Linked DNA regions of Homo sapiens: region 1 is linked to region 2. Evidence: read pairs that join two places in POLR2A ChIA-PET (ENCODE). Cell type or tissue: GM12878. All regions are shown on one strand. Each heading gives the region's core, and the rest is flanking DNA. Links, peaks and the distances in the headings are about the cores only. Region 1 overlaps LOC105369705 (a long non-coding RNA gene). Region 2 has its middle 31 kb from the start of BHLHE41.

What was found. Peaks named below come from ENCODE experiments on the same cell type or tissue, not always from the same donor. Only the 100,000 strongest peaks of a DNase experiment are listed, where the experiment ranks them.
Region 1: POLR2A ChIA-PET joins it to region 2 with 23 read pairs; 2 of 35 experiments call an interaction of 5 or more read pairs at or near these places.

The regions. Positions count from the first base shown.
Region 1 is chr12:26,295,275-26,305,361 of GRCh38, forward strand. LOC105369705 (a long non-coding RNA gene) reads left to right here. Exons shown (of 6, transcript XR_007063249.1): 3 at 2,991-3,151; 4 at 5,849-5,919; 5 at 8,336-8,579. Among named protein-coding and RNA genes, the nearest start is that of ITPR2-AS2, 19 kb to the right of the region's middle. In GM12878, for the core only: no CTCF peak of the experiment used is centred there; DNase peaks (open chromatin) are centred at 3,887 and 4,246; H3K4me3 peaks cover 297 bases; H3K27ac peaks cover 597 bases.
Region 2 is chr12:26,151,332-26,161,418 of GRCh38, forward strand. It overlaps a transcript of SSPN not described here. Among named protein-coding and RNA genes, the nearest start is that of BHLHE41, 31 kb to the left of the region's middle. In GM12878, for the core only: no CTCF peak of the experiment used is centred there; a DNase peak (open chromatin) is centred at 5,070; H3K4me3 peaks cover 1,336 bases; H3K27ac peaks cover 2,461 bases.

The sequences.
Region 1 (10,087 bases), core at 602-8,601, 140 kb after region 2:
AGGTAGAATAAATGGATCTGGGAAACACAGTGTGGCTGTAAGAATGGCCTTGCTTCCCATCACTCCCAGTGACCCACTTGGGAGACCTCTGCTTCTTGTCCCTATAACTCTGGGCTCTGTGAGTTTATGGAGAGGGCTTCTTTCCTTAAACCTCATGAGCAAACCTCTGCAAAATTCAACGTTTTCTTCTGTAGCTTCCTCATTCTTCTCAGCCTTCACAGAATTGAAGTGAGTTAGGGCCTTGCTCTGGATTAGGCTTTGGTTTAAAGGAACGTTGTGGCTGCTTTGATCTTCTCTCCAGACCACTCCAATATTCTCCATATCAGCAATAGGGCTGTTTCAATTTATCATAATTTGTGTGTTCGCTGGAGTAGCACTTTTAATTTCCTTCAAGAACCTTTCTTCTGCATTCACATATTGGCTAAATGTTTGATATAAGAAGCCTAGCTTTTGACCCATCTTGATTTTTGACATGCTTTCCTCACCAAATTTCGTTGTTTCTGGTTTTGATTTAAAGTAAGAGATGTGTGACTCTTCCTTTCACTTTAACAGCTAGAGGCCATTGCAGGGTCATTAATTGACCTAATTTCAATATTTTTGTGTCTCAGGGAATAGAGGGAAAGGTAGAGAAATGGGAGAACAGCCGGTTGGTGGAGTAGGCAGAACACACACAACATTTATTAAGTTTGCTGTCTTAAATGGGTCCAGTTTGTGATGCCCCAAAACAACTGCAATAGTAAAAATTTTTTTTAAAAAAATCATAGATCACAGATCACCATAACAAATATAATAATAATGAAAAGTTTGAAATATTGTGAGAATTACCAAAATATGACACAGAGACAGGAAGTGAGCACATGGCTGGAAAAATGGTGCTGATAGACTTGCTCCATGCAGGGCTGCCACACATCTTCCACTTGGGAAAATGTGGTACTTGTGAAGCAAGTAAAGTGGTGTGCAATAAGATGAGGTATGCCTATATATGTAAAGAACTTGAAATCACACCTATCACCCAGTAAGCACTAGACAAATCTAAGCCATCATTATTCCCCATGTAAATCTTTCCATGTCAACTGACAACAGCACCAAATGACTGTGATGGCGTATAATATTCTGTAATTTATTCAGTCTCTCTTCTTTTGAAGAGTTTTCTCTTTTTTCCCCATTTCTTCCCCCTCATACAGGCAGCATTGCAATATATATCTGTGTACTTATGTCTTGTTGTATTGCTGTTTGATTTCTATAACATTAAAACCGAGGTGGATGGTTGGCGTGAAGGCTATATGTATTTTTAATTTTAAGAAACGTTGTCATTTTGCCTCCACTAAATAAGGCTGCAAGTAAGTCTTCATATTTTCTCCAGTAATATATAAAAGTACAGTTTTCCCTACATGCTCACCAATACTAGGTAGTAGAGTTCTTTTTAACTTTTGCCATAGAAATTGACATTTCACTAATTTTTTTTTTTTTTTTTTTTTTTTAGATGGAGTCTTGCTCTGTTGCCAAGCTGGAGTACAGTGCCACGATCTCGGCTCACTGCAACCTCTGCCCCCCGGGTTCAAACAATTCTCCTGCCTCAGCCTCCTGAGTAGCTGGGACTACAGGCGTGCACCACCACGCTCAGCTAATTTTTGTATTTTTAATAGAGACGGGGTTTCACCATGTTGGCCAGAATGGTCTTGATCTCTTGACCTTGTGATCTGCCCTCCTCAGCCTCCCAAAGTGCTGGGATTACAGGCGTGAGCCACCATGCCCGGCCTCACTGATTCTTTAATTTGCAGCTCCATAATTTTAGGGAATTCAAGCACCCTTTCATGATGGTTAACCATTTACTCCATTTTTCTATTGGGTTGCTTGCATTTTTCTTGTCAACTTCAAACAGCTCTTTGTATAGCATATATATCAACCTCTTATTTGACTTCCCTTAAAACAACCTCAGTGCTAACCATGGGGTATAGCCATTGCTGAAGTTTGGGTGTTTGTCCCCTCAAACCTCATGTTAAAATTTGATCCCCTAAAGCCTTCCTGCCTAAATAGAAAGGTTCCAGGTACTTTCATGTGGTAAGAGTTCAAGGTCTTTTCTGACACTGCCTTCCCAGCTCTGCACTCCCTACTCCTTTTCTGCTCCTAAAACTCCCTCCATCTTCTGATTTTTGACTGGAATGCTTTTCTCCTGCCGCTTCCTCTGTACAAACCCTATTCATTCTTAACGCGTCTGTTTCTCTGAATGCTGTCCTGACCACTCTAGCCTGATGTGAACTCTTCTCATTCTGGACTCTCACAGTAATTATTATCTGCCCACGCATTTGGCAATTGGTCATTGTCTCCTCAAGATCCTACTGGAAACAAATCCCCCACCAAACCACCTTAAGCAAGAAGGGAAATTTATTATCTCGCACAGCAAGAGCTCTGAGTTAGGACATGCTCCGAGGTTGATTTGAGTTAGGACATGCTCCATGTTTTCTCCACACTGCCATCCTATGTCTGCTTTCTTCATGGGCATAAGATGGCTGTCAAAAGCAGCTAGGGCAACATACTTCTTTGTTTATACCTAGTGGCAGAGAGCAGGAACTCTCTCCCCAGGCAGTGACTCAGTCTCTCCTTTCAGTCTGATTGAGCCAACATCAGTCGCATGCCCATTGCTGGCAGTAGCATTGCAACCGTTACTGGTCCAGCAGTGGGCATGTCACCAATGTTGGCTCAATCAGAATGAACATGCTAAGTCTTATACTAATTAGGACCTACACCTGAACCTCCCCCACATCACCTAGGAGGAGTGGATACTTTAATAAAGTTGGGGTCTGGTAGGAATCAAGAAAAGGGGAGATGAATGTCATATGTTGCCCTGTGACAAGTATTTATTAGCTTGAATTGCTATTAACAGCTTTTATTGTCATCTTTTCATATTTTTCATATCTGTTCCTCCCAGGTAGATTAAAACACGTGAGGCAAAGCCTATACCTTGTAACTCTTCAATTACTTTCTTATAGATGTGCCAGTAAATATGAATTGGTTGGATTTGACTTCTCAATGATACACAATGATTCTCTACCTGGACTAACACCACAGAGGATGCCATAGAAACTTCTGAGATTTCGATGATAAATATAAAAAGTTGAAGCTTTGGGGAGCCCAAGCCAGGAAGCTGGAGGTCTGTTTGAAATCCTGTTGAGCTCCTCCCCTACCTCTGCTCCAGAAACTACATGGATATTAGCATCAACACTAATCAAAAGAATAAGATCAAGGATACTGAAGAGCTGCAATGCAATAGATTTCTTTATCCTTGATACTTAGATCTGAGCACAGTTCACTGTTGAGAACTGCACAGTTTGCCTTAACTAGAAAGTGTGCATTTTCTTATTTCCTCTCTGGGATGACAGTGATCACCAAAAAATTGTTATTTAAGATACTTCATTTATTCAATCATTTAACAAACATCTGCTTTGAATATCTATTACCAAGTTCTGTGCTAGGAACAGAAAATACAAAATTTCATAAGAAATGATTTCTACCCTTCAATTGCTCATTAAAAGAGCTGCTACCACTTCTTCAAATTTGGTAGTAGTTATTTCTGTGAGGTCACTGGGTTCAGACCTTAACCTATCAACTGGAGTGTCTGCTCTAGAGCTAAGTGCTTTGCTGTGGACACTTGCTATTTTGGGGATAAGAAGTATGATCTCATCTTCTCTTCGATGTTTAGCCTAAGGTGATTCACTTCATTCAGCTTTAACATCACTAAAATGTGAATTCATACTATTAGCGTACTTCTAGTACAAGCTATAAAACCCATTACCCATGTGTAAGGCATAATTCTGACAGCCTAAGCTGGAGAATATCATTAGCTAAAGTAGAGTAAGATTGGGTGAGGTGGTTGTTAAGAGGTTTCTGAATGAGTCTGAGTCAGGCCTCCAGGGCTAAATTTATTAATGAGTCATTTTCCTTGCCTAGCAGACACTGTGGCAGAAAGTGAAAGAGGAAGAAGCCATTCGACGTCTGTTTTTAAAAATGTGTTCTGTCCCTCAGTCCGCCAAAGTAGGTTTCAACATATTTTAGCATTTTAGGCTAATACTTGTAACCAAAATGTTTTCCTGGTTCCTCTCAGTTTGCAAAAAACAAGTGAGGTCTTTTTTCCAGGAATGGGGAGACTGGTTTTCATCTCCTCCCAGAGGGGGCAGATTGTAAATTCCTAGTGGCCAGATATAGCATCTACTACCTTGCTCTGTGCAGAACCTGAAATTCAAATCTGATTATTCCAGGCTTTACTAAAAGCATCTTGATGACAATGATGGTGACATTCCTCACATTCTCTTGCCTTATGTAATTTTAACAGCTTTCATCTCGGATCTATACCAACTTTCCACCTGCATAGCTTTATCCTGGGTCTTTTCATGGGAGATGTCCCAATCAAGATCTCAAATTTGTCCTTTCATCTTTCTCTTGAAACCTCCCCATCTGTTCTCTCTTCCACTCACTCATAAGAACTAAAAATCCTCTTCTACCCTTCTGCTAGATTAAATCACTTATCATTTCTTTCTGTCACACCAGGACATAGGAGCCCTTCTGACTCCATTCAATGCCCCATTCAACTTAAAGTCCGTGGTCAGCAATTACAACAATGTCCCCATCATCCTAGACACATTTATCCATTTGGCACTTAGCCACATCTATCATGCCACCCCCAAACCATGGTGTGCACCCACTATGTTCTCTGGACCTGCCTTTGACAATATGAGGCTGTGAGATAAAGACCAAAATCTTATGGGACTGGCCTTCTGTAAATTTACACTATAAAGTCCAACTGATCTGCAACATTAGGGAGATTTTAAAATTCTGTCAGAAGGCTTAAAACATTTCTCCTGGCCAGTATGTCCAAATACTTTGTTTTCTTCAAATATCCAGCCACATAATCCTTGATCTTTGCAAATTAATCTTCTAGATTTATAAGTAATATTAATGTTATTCCATAATTTCTTTTCTCCTTCTCCCCCTCCTCCTTCCTCTTCTCTCTGGTCTGCAAGTATACATATGTGTGTGTATATATATATGCATACACACATCTCTATATCCATTTGTCAATCTGTCTGTCTATCAACTATCATCTCCTGATTGCGTTCTGTCTTAGCTCAGGCCTATGGTACGTTGTCCAGATCCCCCTTCAAGGAATGACCTGCCACCCAATTGTGGACAGTGTGATCAGCTGATATTGTCCAGCTGTCATCTTCTTCAGGGTCTGCCTCAGTTGCCTTGCCTTGCATCCTTGCAGGAGTGGTCTACATCCATGCCAGAGAAAAGTGGGTCTAAAGGCCTGGTTGTTTCAGCCACTGCAGGATTGTTGACTTGGAATCTTAGCCCTTGAGCTACCTGTCATCTTCAGCTTTCTCTGTTTAATCCTGTTTCTTTGTTCTTCCTTTATGCGTGTTCATCCATAATATGTGGCTTGACCCCAAAATGTGTCTTAGTGTCTCCTTCTAGAGAACCCAATCTAAGAGTAGTCCTAGGAAATACACAGTAAGTTAGAGTTTCATTTCCAGCTGGCAGTGAGGGTACTGGATACCATTGCTGGTGGAAGGTGGATCACAGATAGCCCCTGGCCCAGTGTGTTGATCTGATGGTTAAACTTTTACTGGTGGTGAACTGGGAAGGTGTACTGATAGCAAAGAATGCTCTAGAGGGTATGATGTATCAGGTTTCTGAGGCATACAAAGGAAATTATAGCTAAAAGGATAATGATATTCCTCAATACTGATTGCTAAGGCCATTGATGCCCTGCAGAAACACAACAAATATCTGAGTAACAGATAATTGAATGCTAAGTGGAAGAGCCAGTGGTTTTGTTGTTTTCATGCAGAAGTCCTCATCTCCTGAAGCTGCAAGAAGAGACAGAGCCCAGCCTGATAATCTGAGGACTGAACTTCAAAGGTGGTTAAACTTTCAGCCAAAGCAGGTCTCATGCCAACATCAGGACCCTGATTGGGGGGAAATGGGAAGGGGAATTCTGGGTGGATTTATATATTTTTACTACGGCATTTGGAACATTATACTTTTCTTTTTTATTTTCTTTTTTTTTTTTTTTGGAAGCAAGAGGGATCACTTTATTTTTTAGAATACCAGGACTTTAGTGTCTCTGAATTCCCAGCTCTCAGGAGCTAAGTCAGCCTTACTCACTTTTTTTTCTTTAATTTATTTATTTATTATTATTATTATACTTTAAGTTTTAGGGTACTTTCTTATTTATTTATCTGATTCTCCCATAGGCTTTTAACCCTTTGACTGTCGGTTTTATATTTTACTCCTTGTTGTCTCCCACTCCCCTCTCCTTCATCGCACAGCCCCTCTGTAGCTCATAGAAAGCTGCTTGACAGGTAGTGAATTCTCAGTACAAGTTTTCATGAATGACTCTCCAGTGTTTGCCTGAGATTACTTATTCCTTAATATGTATACAATTTTTTTTTTTTTTTGAGATGGAGTCTCGCTCTCTCACACAGGTTGGAGTGTGGTGGTGTAATCTTGGCTCACTGCAAGCTCCACCTCCTGGGCTCATGCCATTCTCCTGCCTCAGCCTCCCGAGTAGCTGGGACTACAGGTGCCCGCCACCATGCCTGGCTAATTTTTTGTATTTTTAGTAGAGACGGGGTTTCACCTTGTTAGCCAGGATGGTCTTGATCTCCTGACCTCGTGATCCACCCACCTCGGCCTCCCAAAGTGCTGGGATTACAGGCATGAGCCACCGCACCTGGCCTCCTTAACATGTATACTTTCATCTTTACTACCTAGATCCAGAGGGAAATGTATTCACTTCTATCTTCTTTTTGACTTTTCAGTGTCTTCAGTTTTTTCTCTCTATTATCTGTCTTTCCATGTAGTATTACCACAGAGTGAGGGCTTTGCAAGTATCAGCTTAATGAATGAGTCTTCCATTGTTTCTCCCCATGAGTCTTCCACATTGATAAACCTGATCTCTCAACCAAAGCCATGGTTAATCTCAACTCTACACCATTACCTATGCTGCTGTTCTCTATCTGTCCCCTCAGGTTCTACAGTGGGGATGGAAACTAACAAAAGATAATATACCCAGAGTAGTGATTTATACCAGCAACAAGAAAGTATTGCATAGACGAGGGGCTAGTCAACCAAATGCTACCCTAAAGTGGGCAAATTGATAGAGCCTGTCTATGAGGAACGGGTATTGCCAACAGTAAGATTTCATTCTCTTGTCTTAAAAATGCTCTTTTTGTCTGTATCTTTAGTGAACCTTCCTTCATGTTCACACTCTCTTTTTTCCTCCATTCCTTCTTTGGGCTTAGTCTTTTCAGATGATACAAGCCTGTGTTTTTATTCCCCACCCCCACTATGTTCCCACAATGGCTCCACTACAACCTCTACTTTGATCCCACTAGGTAGATATTGAAGGAGCTGATGTGCTACTTATTAGAAGTCCTGTGGGTTAGGAGGTCTAGGTTATTAGTCTAAGTGGAGTCCAATCTTAAAGTTTCAATGTGTTTATGGATTTGGAGATGAGAGAGGCTCTGGTAAATGATCAGTTTTGGAAGACAAACCCATAAACTTTATCGAAAGCACAGGGTCAGTGTCACAGGAGAGACACAATTTTCAGTGAAGCGAAGTCTTTGTTGCTGAAATCATGTCATGCCTATTCACCCCTTCAATCTTACCTCCAGCCCCACACACCCAGTTACTCATGCCAGGGCTGTAGGGGAAAGGAGAACTTGAAAAATAATATAGCACTTTTTTTTTAAGTTTAAGAACCCACATGATAGCTGGAGATATCAGAGTGGAGCATAATGTTGAATGTCAAGTTTACCCATTTTGTTTTGGAGAAAGCAACTTATTAGAGCAAGAAGGGTAACAGCGGTAGAGTAACACTAGAACAGAGACTTATGAAGGCCTAAAGACCCAGGGAAAACTTGTTTCCTTTGTGTCCTTCCAGGTTTAATCCTTCCCCTTCACCATCCCTGAGAGCACATCTATCATATTTCTAACCCTTGTTTTGAAGCCCTTCATGGGCAGCCCCATTCTCCATATCGCTTCCTTTTGAACTCTAAAATGCTCATGGTCTGTCAATCATTTTGGTCCTGAATCACTATTTTATATCTATCTGGCTTACTCTTTGCAGAGAATAGACACTGGTTTCTGAATTGTCTATAGTATCCAGCAGAATGTTAGGTCTTCCAGCTGTGACGTGGAAAAATCTGTTGAAACATTAATGATCTAAGATAAGGGCTAAATGTGAAATAAGAAAACATTGACTTTCTGACCTTGCATTCTGCTTCTTTCTCATTAATGTTTCCCTTATGGCTTTTTTTTCTCTCCCTCCAAGGTCACCCAGCCAAAATAATCTACTCTGCCTGCCCAAGTGTGAAGCCTAGTGTGAAACCTACTCCAGAGGTGAAACCCCACCAAGAGATGAAAACCACTTTGGGAAATACCTTATGTCTGATATTTTCTTCTTCATTTTTTGATAGGACTTTTTTTTTCCTGCTCAAAAGTGACTATCTGGTAGTACATTCCCAGAGGATCCTGGCCAGGTAACAGAGAAGTCTGAAAGGCTACCTTGAGATAAGGTACTAACAGCCTGTGGTAGCTTTAATAGAATATTCTGGTTTAAATAACAACCTTGAACATCCAACTTATTCAGATTCAACAAACATCTATCGAGTATTTACCCTCTGCAGATAAGACAAGGCCATGTATTAGATGTTTCCTCATGTGTTATATCATTTAGTGATTACAACAAACATCAAAGGTAGCATCCCTACTTTACAAAGTAAAACACAGATACTCAGAAAGGGTAATTTATTCACTGAAAGTCAAAGTGAGATGAATTCAAACATAGGTCCTCTAACACCCAGGGCACAGACTGATGATGTTCATGACCAGCTGAGTTTATGAAATCTCTTACGCTGTCTGTCCCTAATCTGCCTATACATTAGCAAGGTGTAGAGAAGCACCATGCTTCTGTCCAACATAACAGGGTTAGAAGGTCACTTTTCTGCATGTTTCTACATTATTTTCAAAACTGCCATTCATCTGCGTTTTCAAATAAATATCAACAAAATTACTTTTGTTAGCCTGTAGTTACTTTGCTATCCTACAGCCTTAGTCACATGTAAGCAGATTACTAGAGCAGCATGTGTTTCAAATCTCTTCCTGGGAAGGAGTCAACAGGTGGAAAAACAAATGCTAAGCAAACCATCTAGAAGACTCCTTCTCAAGGCTTTAAATGCAAAACAATGTGGATAGGACACATGGATATATCGTGCCATCTTCTGCTTTAGAAAATGATTACTTTGCACCTGTGACCCATTTACTAAACCTCAAAACTCTTGGTTTAAGATATGTTGTTTTGTAATTAAGCTTTTGAAATGCACATTTGTTGGCTTTTGTCCTGTGCTTGTTATTATCTGAACTATGACCAATTATAAATACTAAGCTATTTAGAGTCTTAAAAACAAATGGATATCTATACTTCGTGATTTACACAAATATTAACTTTATTAGCTACAAAAAATTATAAATTGGACTTTATATAAAATTAAAACCTGTTCTTCAAAAAAGAAAATAAAACACAAGCCACAAACAGGAGAAAATATTTTCAATGCACATATCTGGAAAAGAACTTGTAACCAGAGTATAGTAAAAGCTCTTACAACTCAGCAGTAAGAAGATAAAACAAAAATAGGCAAAATGTGAATAAAGAGTTCATGAAAGAAGAGCTAAATGGCAAATAATCACATGAAAAGATCTTCAACATCATTAATCATCAGAGAAATGAAAATAAATACCATGAAATATTGTATACCCATTATAATTGCTAAAAGTAAAAGGACTGAAAATTCCAACTGTTGGAGAATTTGGAACAACTGGCACTCTTGCAAAATAGTACAGCAACTTTGGAAAACAGTTTGGCAAATTTCTAAATGTTAAATATAAACTTTCCAAACCACTCAGCAATTCTGTTCCTAGATATCTACTCACAAGACAAAAAGTGCATGTAAAAATAAATAAATAAATAACTTATAGACAAATATTTATAGCAACTTTATTTGTAAAAAGCTTGGAAAACAACACA
Region 2 (10,087 bases), core at 785-8,784:
TTTAGATTAGAACTGGCATTATTTCCCTATTTAGATCTCTTCTCAACCATAAAAAAAAAATCACATGCATTGTGTTATTTTTCTCTTGCTGTTACCCAGCACAACTGCCCCCTTAAAATCCTCAATTGGGTCCTAAGCTTTTCTGAGGCACCCTTTCACATACATTTTTTGCTATTGCAATGAAAAACAAATCATTTATTCATTCAACACTAAATACCTAGTGTGTGTCAGGCACTATTCAGAGTTCTTGGGAGTAAATCAGTGAACAAACAGACAAAGCTCCCTGCCCCCATGGAGCTTGCAGTTTAGCTCATGCAGAGGATCTAATTTACCTATGCATGACAAGACCTGACCCTCAGCATGCATAAAGGTTACCGTGGTCCAGGAGGATCTAGTACAAATTTTTTGTAACAGGGCTGCAGAATTTACTAACACACTATGCCACATGTGGAGAAAAAAAATATATCTTAAAATTTTGTCCATACCTGGTCTAATCTTCCTCATGTGCCCCTGCGTGGTAGAAAATAAAAACAAAACAAAGCAACTAGAATTTTTCTCATCCAATGCGGTAATTTAACCATTGCTTTTGGATAATGCTTAGTCCCTAGATTGAAAGAGAGAAGGAGGGGAAAGAGATGTCACACCAGATAATACTTTTGAATCCTGAAAGAAGAATTTCTCAATATTTTGTGCTATTCATAATTCAGTGACTACAAAGACAATACACTTTTAAGTCTAATCTGCATTATTGACATTTCCCTCATCATTTTCTTCATTCTAGGCAATCAACAAAACAGTAAGTGAAGAAGCCCTGATCTGTCACATTTGCTCTTTTCCATGGTGTAAATACTCCCACCGTGGCTAATTTAAAGCAACCGATGTGAGGCCACTGCTTGCAGGAAAGATATGCAGCAGCTTACCATTATGTAATATTTCCACCAAACAGATATGTAACCATCAATAACCTCAAGATCATAGATAACAATAAAAATGTAGTATAAGTAAAACAATTAGGAAGTGATAAGTTTTAGGCATGCGTTACTTTTGCCTAATATAATTTATTTAATTATAAATTTATAACATTTAATTTTTAATAATGGCTATGTTTAGCAACTGTCTTGCAAAATTCCTGAAAATTTAAGAACTGGCTCTTAGAAGTCACTATGTCAGGGTAAAACCATAGTAATTATAAATGCCATCTCTCTTTCCCTTATCACTGTATTTTAATCCAACAGCCAATCATGCAGACTCTACCTCCAAAACATATCTTGACCACTTCCCTACTGCAACAATTGTTCTCATCACCCTCACTGCTCACCTGTATCCCTGCAATAGCCTCTAGTTGTTCTCCCTGGTTCATTCCTTATCTGTGTCTCATAGTCCACTCTCCACACAGGAGGCAGTCATATTTTTAAAATGTATGTACCATATCACTTCCCATCTTAAACCCTTCAACGTCTTCCTGTTGTTCCTAGAAGAAGACTCAAGCTCTTACCATGCCCAGTAAGGGCCTATCTTATCTGGCTGCAGCCTCCCTTCCAACTTCATCTTGCCATTGTCTGACTTAGCACTTCATTCCAGCCATGCTGGCCATCTTTATTTTCCTAAAACACACCTGTTGTGTAGCTGCCTCTGGGCCGTAGCACTTGTTCCCTCTGCCAGGAGTGCTCTTCCCCCACAGCATTCCAAGGCTGGCTCCTTCTCATTGTTCAGGTTCTAGCTGAAGTATCATCCCCTAAAAGAAGTCTGTCCTGTTTTATCTAAAGTAAGCCCCATTGCCCATATCACCACTCTCCGTCATATTCCCTTGTTCTCAGAAACTCAGGCAAATTACTTAGCCTCTAAACCTCAGTTTTCTCATTTGTTAAATGGAAGTGCTGTAGTACACATTTCTCATAGGGTTGTGAGGATCAAACGAGTTAATATATGTAAAGCACTTTGAACCCTACTTGGATCTTATTAAGCACTATCTATGTAAGTTTCGCTGCTAATATTATCATCATCATTTTTATTGAAGTATTATTATAATCTTCATTATTATTGGAGTATTCAAAGTACCTATCACTGTCTAAGAGTATTTTATCTATTTGTTTTCTTATTTCCTTTCTCCTCTCCTGGAATTTGAGCTCCATGAGAGCAGTGACCTTGAATGACTCATGCCCTGCTGTGTTCCATCACCTAGAATAGTGCCTGCCACACACTAAGTACTTAAATATTTTTTGAATGAATGTGTGCATAAATGAATAATGAATAAACAGAAGAACTGGCGGTGACACCATTCTGAGCCTTGGTTTATTTTTAGAAAATGTGATTACAGAGGCTTGCAGTCAGTGTGGTTGGAAGGGCACAACCGTTTTTGTAGGTGGTGGAACTTCTGGACTCTTGTTGCATGTCTGCAAGGTCTTCCACGAATTCTGGGTTCTGGTCCTTCTTGAGTGCTGAGTAGCTGATATCCCAGTGGTCCCAATCATCAGGAATATTGTGGGTGTGCTTAGCTCTCATAGTAAAGTCTAAGTTGGGAGAACTAGTACCTTATGGTCCCTCCTGATGGATGAGCCCAGAAACAGAACTATGAGCTACGATTCCTGAAGCAGCCAAAGGCAAGGAAGTCCAGTGCCTCTGAACATTTGTTCTGCTCAATGAAAGAACTCAGTCATGGGGTACCCCTTGTGGAAAAACTTGGAGTAGCCTCAGAAAGACTTTCATCCTTTGCTTTTGTAGTGGTTACATTTAGAGCAGATATGTGCAAAAAAACCTATGGCAAAAACCTTATCTTGGGCATATTTCTCTTGAACCCGAGCAGTTGCTCAAAAAGGTACTATGAAAAGGCCCATTTCTATATTTTTCACTTTTCATTTAGGTCCCTGATATGTCAAAAGATGACAGGGTTCATGAAGATTTTCTGTAACTCACCCTCGGTTGATCTGGAATACCAAGCTGCTTTACTCTACAGTGAGCTTTTTGAGGACAGACCATGTGTGTTATTCACCATTGCACAGAGTACCTAGCTCAGAGCCTTGCACTGAGCAACAACCTATAGATGCAAGATAGATTTCCATGTTCAGATCAACACTGCATTAGAGTATGACACCTGAAATCTTAGCAGCAGGGCCTTGGTGAAACTCTGTAGAGTTTCAGGGGGATCCTCCCTGCCTCCTTCACCAATTCCTCTTAAGGGGCACTAAGCAGAAAGGAGACAGGCTTTGGAATCAGACAAATGTGGCTTCAGGTTCTGGCACTAGTTAAATGACTTAGGGAATGACTAATTAAGGGACTTTGGGGAAGTTACTTAACCTTTCTAATTTATAAAATGGGAATAAAATGGTACCTATAAAGATTAACTGAGATAAGTAGGTAAACATTTCAGCTGAGAACCCAGTATCTACTGTACATTCGATTATTGTTAATATGAATCTTCTGGAGTGTTTTCTGTTTGTGTATGATCAGAATGCAGATTAAGGGGCAGAGAGGTCTAGGGCAGAGTAGAATTGGGCCCAGTAACATGGTGCCACATCAGATCCTGGACCAGAATTATATGAGAAAGTAGTGGGGTTTGGGCCCAGGGTTTGAGGGATGGTGATGGTAGTGTATGGTGAGGAAGCTGGGCATGACAGTGTAATGACAGAGAAAACAATCTGTGGAGCTCAGGATAGATTAATTTTTATAATGGGAAACTGTATTAGGAGTGATATCTAGATCTCTATCAGACTACTAGAGGACATCTATTCTTTATTGAATATCGACTTTTTAGGGGAAAAAAAGCAAAACCATGTTCTATGAATATCAAATGAGAAGAACTTGTCAGTTGGCTGCTTTTAAAGTTACAACTAGTGTATTCGTGGTATACAGAAAGGCCATTGGGTAACACCTCTTTCTTCTTAAATTGGGTAAATGAAATAATAGTGAATCACAAGTTAAAGTTACTTGTCCAGACTAATCAGGGAAAGGTGAATTAGAAGATGAGAGGGTGAAAATTAAAGAAGAAACAATTACCAACACAGAAAGGAGGGCCGCAGATGACAAAGATGGGAGCACGTATCTGAAAATGGAAGGGGATGGTGTTGTGGACAGAGGAAAAGAGCGAAAGATCATCAAACCTTCAACAACATAAAAGTGACCCTCACGTTACCCTTAAATGGTAATGGCACACAACCTGAAAGCCTCAAAAGCAATAGGTATATTAACATTTAAAAAAGAGTCTTTAGGCACCTCAGTAATAGACTGATGACCACTGGTTGGTTTTGTTAATATGTGTGTAGGCCAGAGAGTAATTTGGCGGAAAGAGGAAGAGTTAATCTGAAAGAGGAAATTTGAAGTTAGAAGAACATGAAGGCAAATCATTCATGATAAATGTGAAGGAAAGAGCAAGATTTAATAATGAATCAGGGGGACAAAAAATAGAGCTAACATTAATGGCCACTTATTGCACATGAAGCCCACTTTGCTAAGCTTTTCCCAGGTACCATTGCATTGTTACCACAGCAACCTGTGCGGTGAGCCCTGTTGTTAGCCCCAGTGAACAGGGCAAGTCAGAAGTTTCCTTGTGATAGAGCTGGCAGGTAGAGGATCTGAGTTCTGAATCTCACCTCTCTCAGACAAAAGCTCCTGTGTGTAACCATTCAGCTGAAGTGCTTGCTCAAAGGGCTGAGAAAAGATGATGAAGAAGATTGGGAGGGGATTGAGAAAGAAAAGTTCAAAGAACTTTGATGGTAAAGAATCTTAGAATGAAAGTAAGACATGACAAAGAACAAAAGGAAGAAAGCATATCTAAAGGAGTAAGAAAATTAATATTTTTTGGCCACCTTATGTGATTAAGATGCACAAATATAATCTCCTTTAGTTCACACCAGAACTCCGTGAAGTAGACATGACTTCCGTTTACACAGATGAGGAGATACAAGTTCAGAGAAGTCACCGTTAATCACGTAGCTCACAAATACCAGAGCCAGGATTAGAACCGCTGTCTGCAGCGTTAGAAAGCCCACAGTATTTTCATTCGAACTTGGGAAAGGAAGTGCTAAGCCTGGGTGTGAGGGAGCAGAGATGGCATCTACCTCGAATGGTGGGGTAAAGATGCAAATAAAGCATGACTAGAAAGACAAAAAGGGGAAATGAGAAAGGGAGGACCACAGAGTGATAATTAGCCTCACACCACCTGTTTTTGCTTTGGCTGAAGAGGTCCCTCATCAAGGCTGAGTAACAAACAAAGCAACCGAGTAGCTCAGAAAGGCCCGCGGATTCTTCCACTGGTCATCGCCTGGAATGTTCACTGACAGTGAAACGTGATGTGGAGAAACCCCTGACAATGACAAGAAAGATTCCAGACAATTGACACATTGCTGACTGCGACGGAAGTTTCATAGAAAATGATTTTTAGAAGGGACAAATATAGAGAGCAGCTCAGGAAGACACACTCTGTAAAGGTGGTTGGCAGGAAGTACGGTTGCTGTAGAGGACACAGCGAGACATAGCTGGACGTGAAAAACAACCCTGTGAGGCTTATAGCATAGGTTTGTGTATCACCCTTTTGCATATGAGGAAACTGGCCCGTAGCATTTGAGGACTTGCCTGTGGTGCCTGAGTTTTAGAATCCAGGTGTCTGACTCCAAATCTAGTGTGTGGAACACTGTACCATTTTCATTTAAACAAATACATTTCTAATGGTAAATTTGAGGTATCATGTATTGGGGGAAAAGGTTTAGAGCAGGGATCTTTACTTTGTTCTATACAGGTAGCTCTTTTCAGATGTTTTTTCATGTTTAGTAAAAACAACTCTGGTCTCCAGATGAATGGCATTCAGCTCCGTCTTGTTAGTGCTGTTTTGTTTGTGGTAGGGTTTTCCGGGTGCAGATTCATAGCACCTTAACTTTGTATTGGCTAATAATTAACAAAAGCGGCTGCTGACTTCACTAAGTGATTGCAGATTTTACTGCAAGTTCTTTTGTTTGCAACTGTCTAGGATACAATGATCATGTGGAAGGCAGTTCTTTGATGGCTAATTCTATACCATTAATAAAGTAAACTGACTACTGGGAAATACATTCTCATTCTTGGACCCTGGAGTCTTGGTTTTATACATAAGCATTTCTGAGTAAATTGGAGTGAATTAACTTTGGTCCATTTAAATTGGGTCAACTCATCCTCAGGCCTACAAAAATTCACACTGGATATACTGTACTCACAATTATCAATGCCACACTGACACTCTCAGGATGTTCAGATGACTAAATTTTGCTTCTTTTAAAAAAAAATCTGGGAGAATTCTCACACATACCCAGACTTTTGCGCTAGGCTGAAAACACTAGAAATAATGGTCAAGGTGACTTTGAAGTTCCTGTTAATTGTGTCTAGACACTTCATGGCTATATTCTATACCCCTGCTTCATTCTGCTCTGACAAAATTAATATTTCCCAGCTTTTGATTAGATTTAAGTGACTCAGTGATACTATGGCAACCCTAAACTATGGGACAAAAATCAATGTCTTGACCATTATATGGCCTCTTTATGAAGAAATCAGCTATTTCTTGGTTCCAGATGGGCAATGTGCTCATTTCTCCTTTTAACATTTTATTTAGGATTCAAAGTATTTTTATAGGGAAAACCCCACAAATCTCATTATCTACCTTATGACCTGTGGTAAAGTAATCATAAAGAAGCAATTACTTTTGTCTTTTTTTTTTCCTTAGATTACCAAATCCAAGGCAACTAGAAATGGCGAATAGGTTTTGTTTTAGGAGGCAGAAAATATGTTGATTTTAATTATTTCAAAAGACACAAGTAGGATATTAATTCATGTAGCTTGATGTGATGATCTTAAATGCTAACTCCTATGCATTGTTCAGCTCTTTCCCACTTCATCATGTATTTTTCTTTTTTTCTGTTTTTCCTTTTTCCTTCCTTCTTTCTTTCTTTTCCTCCCTCCCATCCTTCCTTCCTTTCTTTTCTTTCTCTGTCTTCCTTTCCTCCTCCCTTCTTTCCTTTTCCTTTCTTTCTGATTCATTTGAATTTGTGAATCCTTACTTCCCACTATGGGCATTTCCTCCCCATAATATGTCAGCGTAGGGGCCTAGCCTGCCCAAGTTCTGTAAACAGACTCAACCTTCCTAGCCACATCCATCTCCCCAGACAACAACCTGGTAGGAACTGAGAAGGCTTGACTGCTTGGTCATGGCACCTCAGGCTCTGAGTGACGGGAACTCCTACCACCTGCATTACAGGATCTGCAGGAAGTCCCTCTGATTTTGCTGGTCGACTCTGAATAGTCTGCAGCAATTCTTTTGAAAACCAGAAGAGGCAGATGAGTCCTGGCTGGGGAAGGCTGGGTAGAGGGTTGCTGCACACACACAGCTGAGGTGCCTCAGGGCAGGGCTGCTCCTGCAGCAGACCCCTGGAACCCCTTTTAGCTTTGTGTCTAAGAGTCTCTGGCTTGCCAGCTGCACACAGTGGTTCCTTTAAAGCAAGGTGTTGTGAGTCTCAGCTGAATGCTAGTACAAGGTTGGCCTCATACCATGGGCAGGACATTGGCTACCTGCTCTTGCCAGTAGAGCCCATTGTGTGGTCAAGCTCAGAAGCACAGAGGAGGAGATCTGGGGTCAGGATACCTTCCAATGCGACTGACAGCAGCAGAGACAGCTGGTCAGGAGCTAGGTTAGGCCATGCTCTCCTTTGCCCTGTTGCTTTTCATTAAGACTCCTCATGGGCACAGCAGCCATGTGACCAGCTCTGGGGTCAGGAAAGGGACCTCTGCCCATGGCTGGAGCCTGGCTCTACTCAGCCCTGGCCAGGCTGGATGGGGAGAGGAGGTGGAGCTGCCTGGAGTGCAGAACCAGCCATGGGTTGTGACAGATTGACAGAGGGTGAAGGGCTGAGAGGTGTGACCCTGCTGGGACATGTCCTGGGCAGAAGAAGGGGTCATCTAAGGCCACAGAGGGGCCCCAAGGCAAACTCTCTGCCCAGCAAATTAATTTAGTCATGCAGGCAGGAGTTTGGTTAATACCCTAGAAACAATGGTGGGAAAAACGAGTAAACTGGAACAGGCAGGGAAGATGCCTAGGCAGCATGACCAGACTAAAGATTGGCCACCAGAAGAACATCAGGAGAGCCCATAGTGTCCTGGAGGTCTGGAAAGATGGGTTGTGTGCACTCAGATGAAGATCCCACAGGTGGGGCAGGTAGAACAGTGCAAGGGGGATGCCCCACTGAGCCATCACTGATTCTGTCTTTCTGGATGATGGCAGAAGCTGTTCCAGGGTGGCTCATGTTTTAAGAAGTAGAATTCAATCTGCACCCATTCATGAGAATGGTTATGTTTTCAAAGGCAGAAGGGCTGATGTGTGAATGCAGGAATAGGTATGATTTTTTAATATTCGTCTCCAGAGGACAGAATCCCAAATGGAAGCAGGACCTACAAAGAGGCAGATGTTGGCTGAATGAAAAAAAATAAAAATAAAAACAAAAAGCCCACCTCTAGCATTCGAGCGGCAGCAAATGCTCCCTGAGTGGCATCCTGAGTACCAAGCCCAGTGCCTGGGAGACAGTATCCATTCATTGAATGGGTAAATGAATGGATGGCCCTTGATCAGGATCCCTTGTTAGAGAAGGGATCCTCTCTGTAAGAGTCTGGACCATGAAGGGGATTGGCTGTGACATCTGCCTCTTGATGAGCATTTGTAGATGATTCTGCAGGTCTGGGTGAACCTGTTCCTTGAAGCACTATCAGCCACTGAGGGCAAGACTGGGAAATTTCAGCACAAAGGTCTGGGGAGTGGAGAAGGGGTGAGAAGCTGGAACCAGATCTGTCCTGGTTGGAGCAGGCACTGCACTGTTTGGTCCAGGCTACAAGAGATAGGTAGAACTCTATTTTCAAAGCGAGAATCCAATAACATAGGGTGACTCTGTCTATGATATTTAATATTTGATCAAGATAAAGAAAACAGGAAAATGCCCTTGTGTACAAATGAACACTTATTTTATATTCCTCATTTACCCCTGTCCCTCCAAATGGCCTTTTGCTCTTAAATGGGCTTCCAATTTATTTTTAAAGTCAATTTGCATTTTTTCTTTGCAGGTCAAAGTAATCACTGCAATCTGAACACACAAATAACATCAGTGTGTTAGGTTTCAAGAGAAATCACTCTGCTATTTTACAGTAACAGCCAGGGCAAACTTATCTTTACATCAAATGCTGTCAGTCACTTTGAAAAATTATGCAAGCAGCAATATTCAATATAAACAATATCAATATACGTGGAGTGTGTGAATTTTTCCTTTGTAGGATACAATTTGTCTCTGGTAGTTCTTGAACCATTTTTCTTCCTTACTCATAGCCTGCTATCACCCTAGTCTCCCTTATCTACTATCTTGACTGCTACCACCCATGTCAGAACCACTATTATCTTTCATCTTATCCTATGAGCCTCATGAAGCCCTCTTTCCTTCTTCAGCCTATTCCTAACACAGCAGTGTGAGTGAGCATTTAAAAAAATCAAAGTCGACTGGGCATGGTGGCTCACGCCTGCAATCCCAGCACTTTGGGAGGCCAAGGGGGGCAGATCACTTGAGGTCAGGAGTTCGAGACCAGCCTGGCCAGCATGGTGAAACCCTGTCTCTACTAAAAATACAAAAATTAGCTGGGCATGGTGGCATTCATCTGTAGTCTTAGCTACTCAGGAGGTCTAGGCAGGAGAATCGTTTGAACCCAGGAGGCAGAGGTTGCAGTGAGCTGAGACTGTGCCACTGCACTCCAGCCTGGGTGACAGAGAAAGACTCTGTCTCAAAAAAAAAAAAAAAAAAAAAATCAAAGTCATGTCTTGCCTGTCTTCCCTCTGCTTAAAACCTTGCATGGCTTCCGTTTTACTGACAGTAAAATTCAGAGTATTGACTGAGGTCTACACAGCCCTTCATGATCAGTTTCTACCCCTCTTACCTATAATCTCCTCCTCTGTTTCTTTACCCTCACTCCATTCTACCCATATGGCCTGCTTGCTGTTTCTTGAACCCACCAGGTACCTATGCCCGAGGGTCTTGGCTTTAGCTCTCTGCCTGGAGCAGTCTTCCCAATGGCATCCTCTGGGTTCACTCCATCT